Regions from separate parts of the Homo sapiens genome. Here region 2 is linked to region 1. Evidence: chromatin contacts called from ENCODE Hi-C or POLR2A ChIA-PET data. All regions are on one chromosome and are shown on one strand. Each heading gives the region's core, a stretch centred on a gene start or an enhancer-like site at or near the end of the contact. The rest is flanking DNA. Distances are from core to core; before and after follow the strand shown. Region 1 overlaps DRD3 (dopamine receptor D3). Region 2 has its middle 36 kb from the start of QTRT2.

What was found. Hi-C counts contacts between places; a loop is a spot of excess contacts on that map. ChIA-PET counts read pairs that join two places held with the same protein, here RNA polymerase II (POLR2A). Pooled maps may share reads with other maps.
Region 2: a loop to region 1 is called in a map of endothelial cell of umbilical vein, with 6 times the contacts of the local background. The contact joins two enhancer-like sites. A Hi-C loop is called at or near these places in 4 of 168 maps with a recorded cell type or tissue (aorta, breast epithelium, cardiac septum and 1 more) and 7 of 50 pooled maps. POLR2A ChIA-PET finds 5 or more read pairs at or near these places in 4 of 52 experiments (OCI-LY7, activated B cell, activated CD4-positive, alpha-beta T cell and 1 more).

Annotation. Positions count from the first base shown.
Region 1 is chr3:114,150,836-114,155,345 of GRCh38, forward strand. All of the region lies in intron 3 of DRD3 (dopamine receptor D3), which reads right to left. Among named protein-coding and RNA genes, the nearest start is that of DRD3, 26 kb to the right of the region's middle. RefSeq lists enhancers at 1,572-2,105, 3,463-3,972, 3,973-4,482. Within about 2 kb of position 1,781, at least 10 of the 41 ENCODE cell types and tissues checked have a DNase peak (open chromatin) inside an H3K27ac peak, as active enhancers do.
Region 2 is chr3:114,090,351-114,094,860 of GRCh38, forward strand. No RefSeq gene overlaps it. Among named protein-coding and RNA genes, the nearest start is that of QTRT2, 36 kb to the left of the region's middle. Within about 2 kb of position 2,006, at least 4 of the 41 ENCODE cell types and tissues checked have a DNase peak (open chromatin) inside an H3K27ac peak, as active enhancers do.

The sequences.
Region 1 (4,510 bases), core at 531-3,030:
TGCCCGAATCTGCCTCTTGTGCATCTTGTTGTAGAGTAGTAACATTTGCATTCCCAGAAGGGCAGATTACAGTTAGCTGTGAGTTCTGAGATGAAGGTAAACTGTGCAGGACTTGGCCTTGACACCATGCTGTATGACAAAGGTGGCTTCTTTCTCAAAAGGGAAAAATTTGATAAAGTCAAATTAAGATCCTGCTACCCACTTCTTGGGAGGCTACAACAACCTAGTTCCCTTCATCTGATGCAAGTCCTCTCTTAAATCCCCTCCTTGGTTTATACAAGAGCAGGTCAAGTAGCAGCTGGTGTTTCTCTAGGCCTCTGACTCTCCTCAGAGCTTTAGACTCTGCCGGGGGCTTCTAGTACAATATGTCTACAAGGGCCTCGCTGTTAGTGGTAACTATGAGGCACCTTGGAGGAGGGGCTGAGCCTTGAGTCCTGCTGCTGCCATGACTGAACAGCGAGGGGAAGGAATACTGTAACTCACTTTCTCCAGGCCTTCCACTTGCATAATGTCCTTTGATGTAAAAGAGCCTGACCCTTCTGTGTATTCAGTGGTGTGCTGGTAAATGGCTAACAACAGGCTCTGTAGTTTACAAAAAGCCCTAATTTGTATTATTTGCCAATTTCTGTGGTGTCAATACTCCCACCATGGCCTATTTTAAGCTACCACCAAAGCTTTAATAACTGATGCAAAAAGTTTCTAAAATTTTGCCAATCAGCTCTCGCTAGCCATGATAAGCCGGCTTCAGCAGACCACTGAGAGTTATATACTTTCCTAAATATGCTATAATGTTCAGCAACTCCCTGGAGGCTCCATTAATGAAGTGGGCCAACAAGTGTAGGGAACCCTGGCTCTATCCCATAAAGGAGGAAGCAGAGATGCAAGGATGTCAGTTATGAGCCCAAGGTTCTGCAGCAAATTGTGGCAGAGCCATGTCTCCCACCTCTGAGGTGTGTTTCTCCTGAGTGCCCTCCTCCCTCTCGAGGGCATCGACAGCTCTCTGAGTTCTTGTGGGGGACAAGGGCTTCCTCAGTGAAGTCAGCATGGCAAGGGTGGTTACCGCTTGCAGAGCACTGCGTGCGCCCACAACTGAGTTTCCTCAATTCGCTCGATTCTGTTAATTGCCTGGGGGTCCTGTTAAAATGCAGAATATCAGGCTTAGTTTCTGGAGATTTTGATTTAGTACTTCTGAAGTGGAACCCAGAAATGTGCATTTTTGTTTCTTCTTTTTTGAAATTATTTTATTTTTCGATAAGTTATTGGGGTACAGGTAGTATTTGGTTACATAAGTTCTTCGTGGTGATTCGCGAGATCCTGGTGCACCCATCACCCAAGCAGTATACACTGTACCATATTTGTAGTCTTTTATCCCTCACCCCACTCCCCTTCATCTGATGCAAGTCCTCTCTCGAATCCCCCTCCTTGGGGATTCTTCCCCCAAGTCCCAAAAGTCCATTGTATCATTCTTATGCCTTTGCATCCTCATAGCTTAGCTCCCACATATCAGTGAGAACAGAAATGTGTATTTTTAACAAGCAAGTGCATCTTATGATTAGACAGGTTTTGAGAAAGTCTGCATTAGGGAAAACTTCTGTGACAAAGATTTTTGTTCACTTGGATAAGAAGTAAGAGACAAGACTACAATTTAACACTGTTACAGTAATTTTTTTCTTGCTCTTTTTTAAACATGATTAAACTGTTAGAATAAATGAGGCCCCCGCTTGTCATAAGCCGACTGCGACAGGGAGGCTGTACCGGAATTGGCCATCGGAGGGCACTATAATGCAGCAAGAACTCTGCCAGCACGGCTGGGGTGAGAAGTTCACTGCTCACCTGGGGGCTCTCCAGGCTCTGTGGGGAGGCAGAGAGGGAAAGCCCGGCGCCCTGCTTCCTGGAACCCTGCAGGGACCCTGCATTCCCACCCAGGCCGACCGCTTAGCCTCTGACTTCCTCTCGGAGCGATTGCACGTGACCGACTGCAGGCGAGGGCCGCGCCAAAGCACCCGGAGGGCTGGGCTGGGCTTGGCCGGGAGAGAGAGGCTTGGCCCAGGGCCACCTCTGAACATCTGGCCGCTGCGCTCGCGGCGGTATTCCCAGGTCCGGACCTGCCAGCCTCGCACTGTGCGCGCCGCCCCTGCAGACCCTGAGCCAGGGACCCTCCCCTTGTGTCTGAGCTCTTAGCTCCCTGGGCCGTTTCTGGTGTGGATGACTCCGCTGACCCCAGCACTGGCAGTGTGCTTGGTGATTAAGTCCGCGGGCATGAGAAACGGACTGATCAGCTCTGAATCCCGGCTCTGCCACTGAACTGTGTAGCCATGGGCCAGTGGTTTGTTTTTTCTAAGATCCAATTTTCTCATCTGTACAATGGGGATAATAATTTCTGCCCGAAAAGGCTGTAATGAATATTGAATGATATTTTCTCTGTAAACCTTTTTTTTTTTTAAGTCACAGTGCCCAGTGATTAATACTAAACATTCAAAAGACGGTATTATTATTGTTATTGTTGTCATAATTATTGTGCTAGCTCAAGGGATCAGTGATTGTTCATATCAGTGAGTTTATGGTTGTCTTCCCCTTCCTCCTGATATCAGGTAATATTAAATTTGTTTATTTATCCACCAAAAATGTACATGACACTTTCTATGTGACAGGCACTATTTGAAGTGCTTTACGAATATTAATTCATTTAATCCTCCTAACAACCCTTTGAGGTAGTTGTTATTATCTCCACTAAACAGATAAGAGAACTGAGGCTCTGACAGGTTAATTGACTTGCCCAAGGTCACATTGCTATTAAACTGTAGAGCCTGGATTTTTAGCCAGGCAGTGTGACTCTATAGCTAGGGAGCCCAGAGCCAGACTCGCACCTCAGCATCTCTGAGTAAGGGAGTGTGCTGTAATAGACAGAGGCTGCCTGAATCCTTACTCTTGCACCACCCAGTTGTGTGATCTCGGCAAGCTCACCTACCCATTCTAGTCTCAGCACCTTTATTTATATAGTGAGGGTATTACATCTCTCTCTCTGGGTTGTCGTGAAGGTTAGCAATAATGAATGAAGAGTTCTTAGTGTCTGGCACATAGTACATGCTAAATAAATGTTAACTATTTTTATTATTGTTGCTTCCAGACTCATGTAAGTTAGCATTAGCATAGAGGTAGCCAGGGCATTGAAGACATAGGTGCCCCATCCTCACCTTCACCAATGAAGGTGTCACTTATTGTAATAGAGTGCTGGTGGAAAGTCAGGAGATTCCATTTCTAGTCCCACACCTGTGCTAAGAGGCTGCAGCACTTCATGCAAGCATTTAGCATTTCCACTTAAATGAGATAACTGTGATGCCCCTTCTGACTTCTGGTTCTATGAGCAGGATGTTGCCCCTTCTGACTTCCGGTCCTATGAGCAGGATCTATATGGTTGGTCACTTACTGAAGGTCTCAGTACCTTGCAGAATTTGATTTCAATCTCAGAGCCCTGTCCCAGGGTGGGAGATGTGTGTGTGTGTGTGTGTGTATGTGTGTGTGTGTGCTGACAAGGGTTGCTCTTTAGGAAGCTAGCAGTCCAGGAGGAAAGAGGCCAGCCTGGGTGGGAAGGCCTGACTCTAACTCCCCGCCTGGGTTTAATGAGCCCCAGAGTTCTGTGAGGGCTGCTTTTCACCATCTTTTATTTGGTCAGACAGGGGGCTCAATATATCTTTAGTTCTGTGGACTCCCCTCCTGGAGTTGTTGAAGGAGAAAGCTTTTTGCAAATGACTGGAAAGCCTTTTGCAAATATAAAGTGCTTATTTAGATGCAAACTAAAAATCCAAGGTGCCTGTGACTCATCTGGTACCTATTGTGCTCGCTGCAAAGACGCGGAGGCTTGCCTGTGTGATGGGTGCCATTTGAGAGCCACTTAAAGAACTCCCTGGTGAATGAATTTGGCTGCATTATTCCTGGGCTCCTCTCGGAGGACTCTAATTCTCACCACTTGGTCGTGTCCTCCTCTTCTGACACATTCTCAGCCCTCTCCCTGAGTTAGTTTGGACCCAGGATGTGATGGGAGGAGGGCTGGCTCCCTGGGGAGGCAAGGAGCTAAAGGAGTGGGGGCTTGTGCTCCGAGGACTTCCCACTCTGCTTTTTAAAAACGAAATGGCAGCATTAATCCAAGCATCAGAGCTATGCCTAAGAATCTAATGACAATAGTATTACTTGCTTTCAAAAACCCTTTTATCATTTCCTTTTCTTTCATATCTCTTTCCACAGCATTATTATAGATCAGGGCTTCATGACCAAAAAATACTGAATCCATTTGGTTAAGTTTGTCAGATTGGTGACTGGCATTGTGTGAAGACCAAAGGTCTGCGTGAATGACTGCATTTTTAATGAATTGACCAGCTATTTGTCATCACATGAACAGAATGTAATGCAAACTGCTGTGAAGAATAATGAACCCAGCTTTTCCAAGGCCTGTTTTCATTTCTAGAATAGGAGGGGGCTCCATTTTGAGGCTTGGTGAGAATTCATTGGCCCA
Region 2 (4,510 bases), core at 756-3,255, 60 kb before region 1:
AGTTAAATGGTCACCCTAATGTGAGGGGTAGAGATGATCAAACTAGAGAACAGGTGTTCCAGCTAAATGGGACAGCTGATACCCACCTCCAGCTAATTGCTGCTGTGGCTCCGGTGCTGCCAGATATTTCAGTCTTTCAGGAGAAGCCAAAAATCTGGATTTTCAGGTGAAATTTCACAATTTTTAAATGCTGGGTCAATTTTTAAACAATATTCTGCTAGCCAAACAAAACATGGGGGTGCCTAGTTTGCAACCTCTAGCTTAAAATCTGGAAGAAGGGCTTTGGTATCTTTAGCATTTAAAAATTTCTCAACAACTGATTGCAATATACAGAAAACATACCTGTAGTTTCTAGTTCCTGCAGCTGTTTAGATTCCCACATTAAGAGAGCCCATGTTGTCCCATCTCCTTTGCAGGGTCACCAGATAACTCCCAGAACCATTCTAAATCTGCCAGAAGGGAAGGTATGCAGCATCTTATTCAACCTATTTTATGCAGGAGGAATTTTAAGCCTGGAGAAGAAAGATTAACAGTTGGCGCCCCGTGCGCTGGCTCATGCCTATAATCCCAGCACTTTGGGAGGCCAAGGTGGGTGGATCACCTGAGGTCAGGAGTTTGAGACCAGCCTGGCCAATGTGGCAAAATCCTGTCTCTACTAAAAATACAAAAATTAGCCGGGTGTGATGGCACGTGCTTGTAGTCCCAGCTACTCGGGAGGCTGAGGTTGGAAAATCACTTGAACCCAAGAGGTGGAGGTTGCAGTGAGCCAACATCGTGCCACTGCACTCTGGCCTGGGCAACAGAGTGAGACTCTGTCTCAAAAATAACAACAAAAAAGAGAGCCCATGTTGTCCCATCTCCATTGCAGGATCCCCAGATAACTCCTAGAACCATTCTAACTCTGCCGAAAGGGAAGGTATTCAGGATCTTATTTAACCTATTTTATGGATGAGAAATTTTAAGCCTAGAGAAGAAAGACTAGCAGTTGGCTGTGTCTTTCCTCTTGGGAGTGTCTTAGTTCAAGCTGCTATAACAAAATACCATAGACTGGGTGGCTTAAAACAGAAGAAATTTATTTTTCACAGTTCTGGAGGCTGGAAGTCTGAGATGAGGGAGCCAGCATGGTTGAATTCTAGTAGGGGCCCTCTCCCTGGTCGCAGACTGCTCTTGTCTTTCCATGTCTCCACATGGTGGAAAGAAGGGTAGAGAGCACCCTGGAGTCTCTTTTATAAGGGCACTAATCCCACTCATGAGGACTCCACCCTCATGATCTAAATTACCTTCCAAAGGCCCCACCTCTGAATACCATCACATTGGGGTTGGGATTTAAACATAAACTTTTTTTTTTTTTGAGATGGAGTCTCACTCTGTTACCCTGGCTGGAGTGCAGTGGCGCGATCTCAGTTCACTGCAAACTCTGCCTCCTGGGTTCAAGCGATTCTCCTGGCTCAGCCTCCTGAATAGCTGGGATTACAGGTGCCCGCCACCTCGTCCAGCTAATTTTTGTATTCTTAATAGAGACGGGGTTTCACCATGTTGGTCAGGCTGGTCTCAAACTCCTGACCTCGTGATCCACCCGCCTTGAGGCCTCTCAAAGTGCTGGGATTACAGGCTTGAGCCACCACGCCCAGCCTTCAACGTAAACATTTTGTGGGGACACAAACATTCAGTCCATAACAAGGAATTTAAACATGCACACAGTTCTTTCTAGTTAGCATTTTGGCACTCCTAAATCTCACCACCTATTTTCTGCCGGGCCTGTGCCCTTCTAGGGTCAGCATCGATTTCCCAGTATTCACTTTCCAGTGGTTCCTTCTGGCCTCACAGGACCAGCTGGTACAGGACATAAGATAAGAGCTCCTATTGCACCTTCCAGCATTAATAGCAATAGTCCTGGATGACACCGTGAAATCTCAATTACTGTTTGTCAAGTGAACGAATATTCTGAGTAGTTGAGGCATTCTCTTCCTTATTTTGGCCAACTGAGTGCTGGTTAGAAGTGACTTGCACAACACTATGTGGTAGGACCTATGAGAATGTCAGTGGTGGTTTTATGTCACTTTATGCTAGGCAAGCTCCCGGTGACCTGACACATTTTTGGTTTTTCGGATTTTTTTTTTCTGTTACTTGGTACCATTATCATCTTTCAGTGCTGGCCTCAAAGCAATTTCCCCTGCTCTGACAAGAGGAACTCAGAGTGAACTTTCCTTTTGTTCTCATTCCTCACAATCTACTTTGAGATCAGGTCGGAGTTGCCAAGGAGTTCAAACGGCCGATGCTTCCCAGTGTGATTCAGAGGGATCCGTGCCTCCTTTCCGCACACTATTCCTAATGCTCACCTCTCTCCCTGAACTGCTCTCGCCTGCTGTCGGCTCCTTTGTCTGCGAAACACATTTTCTCTTATTATCACCTTGTTCTCTGCCTGCCTTGGATGGTTTCAGCTTGTCTCTTAACATCAAGATGTTGCTATTAACAGTCTTCTCTTTCTTAACAGCTTACAGTCACTTCCTTTTATTCAGTCCTTTTCCTTTTCCCTCCCAAACCACGTAATCATCTCTTTCAGCCTCAAATAAAAGTTGTATAACCATTTCATAACCACTGCTTTAGAGTTGCTATCAAAAAGGCACAAGAAGAAGGACATAAAAGTAAGGGGAGAGAAATCAAAAGGAGAGGAGGTGAGGGATACTCCAATAATTGAGAAACAGGGTGTGTGTGCATCTTCAGAATTCTCCTTTGTTGATTAGCCCTCGAGACTGACCATAGCAAGCTCAGTGGTCTGGTGAAATTTTCCTCTAATTTTTATGGACAGATGGGAAGCTGTTCTCCCCTCCGAGGCTCTGTTTTCCTTCCAAATAGTTAAAATATTTTCTTTGAACTCTCCCAGAATCATTTATTTTTGTCATAAATCCATTCACAGAATCCAATTACATAACGGATATGAGTTTTCCACACCCCCAAAAAGCTAAAATATTTACTCACATTTTCCAGCATTTTCCATTTTCTACTCATTTATTTTTTAGTTCAACAAAACTTAAATAACATTTCCATCACAATTCTATTTATTGTTCCCCCACAATGCTAGCTGAAAATACCAACTGGAAATGTACTCCATTCCCACATAGTAACTGCACTTCAAAAGACAAGAGAGTGACAAAGTATGTCCAATTTTTTCTTTTTTACACTTGAACTGATTTTGGTTAGACTCTCCAGTTTTACATTGTTTTTTGTAGAAAGTTCAGTCATGTTGAAAAAGTCAGTTCCACTTTATATTTTTTCCACCTAAACATTCACCTGTTGCCACAAATCCAACGTGTCTAAAACCAAATTTACTATCTTCCTTCAGTCAGACTAGTTCTGCACTTCAACTTCCTTGCACCTGGCTTCCAGCCAAATCAGCTGGAAACCTTACTCCTTGGATGAATGAAGTAATACATAGAAGGGATGGGTATAAGGCATTTCAAGGAGGATCAGCAAGACTTGGTGACTGACTCAGAGGAGGCAGTTAAAGCCTGACTCAAGGAAGATTACCACCCATCCTGCCCCTCACCTCCTCCTTGTCCTCCTCAACTCCACTCTCTTCCTGCTGTACCAAGGCTAAACTGGCAGCCTGAATTTCTAGGGCCGCCATAATCTGAACCTAACCAATTGCCGTGGACTTTTCCACTTTTCCTAAGTGGTTATATCCTAATCCTACCCATTCTCAAGGTCCAGCCCAAGAACCAAACCTTCCATAAAAACTTGCTTTTCTAGAATTCTAGAGTCTCAAGATTGGAAGAGGAGAGGCTTCTATTCTGATTTCCTTTGTTCATAAAGGCACCAGCAACCAGTGCTCTAGGCATCTGATTTAATCAGTGCTTCAGTTCTGTGAGCCTCATCTTCCAACCAGACTATCAGCTCTGTAAGGGAAAGATAATCCCTCAGCATTTGCCGTGTCTGCACCCTCACCCCTGCCCCACTGAAATTAAGGGAGAATGTGTGATTAATTTTCTTCTCATCATGTGTCTGTAGTATGTTCTCTACTTCTCCATCTTTAACACATCACTTTATCCGTTTCTTTTTTCATTATAATTTGTTCAATTCTGTCTGTGCCTTATCCATTACCTTCTTTTTTATTTTTATTTTTATTTTTTTAAGATGGAGTCTCGCTCTGTTGCCAGGCTGGAGTGCAGTGGTGTTCCCGGCTCACTGGAACCTCCGCCTCCTAGATTCAAGTGATTCTCCTGCCTCAGCCTCCCGAGTAGCTGGAACCACAGGTGCATGATACCATGCCCGGCTAATTTTTTGTATTTTTTTTTTTTTTAGTAGAGACAGGGTTTCACCGTGTTAACCACGATGCTCTCGATCTCCTGACTTCGTGATCCATCCATTACCTTCTTTATTGCTCATGGCAACCCTCTGAGGTTGACATTATCTTTTCCAATTTACAGAGGAGAAATTGGGCTGGGTGTGATGGCTCATGCCTTAGTTCCAGCACTTTGAGAGGCCAAAGTGGGAGGATCACTTGGGGCCA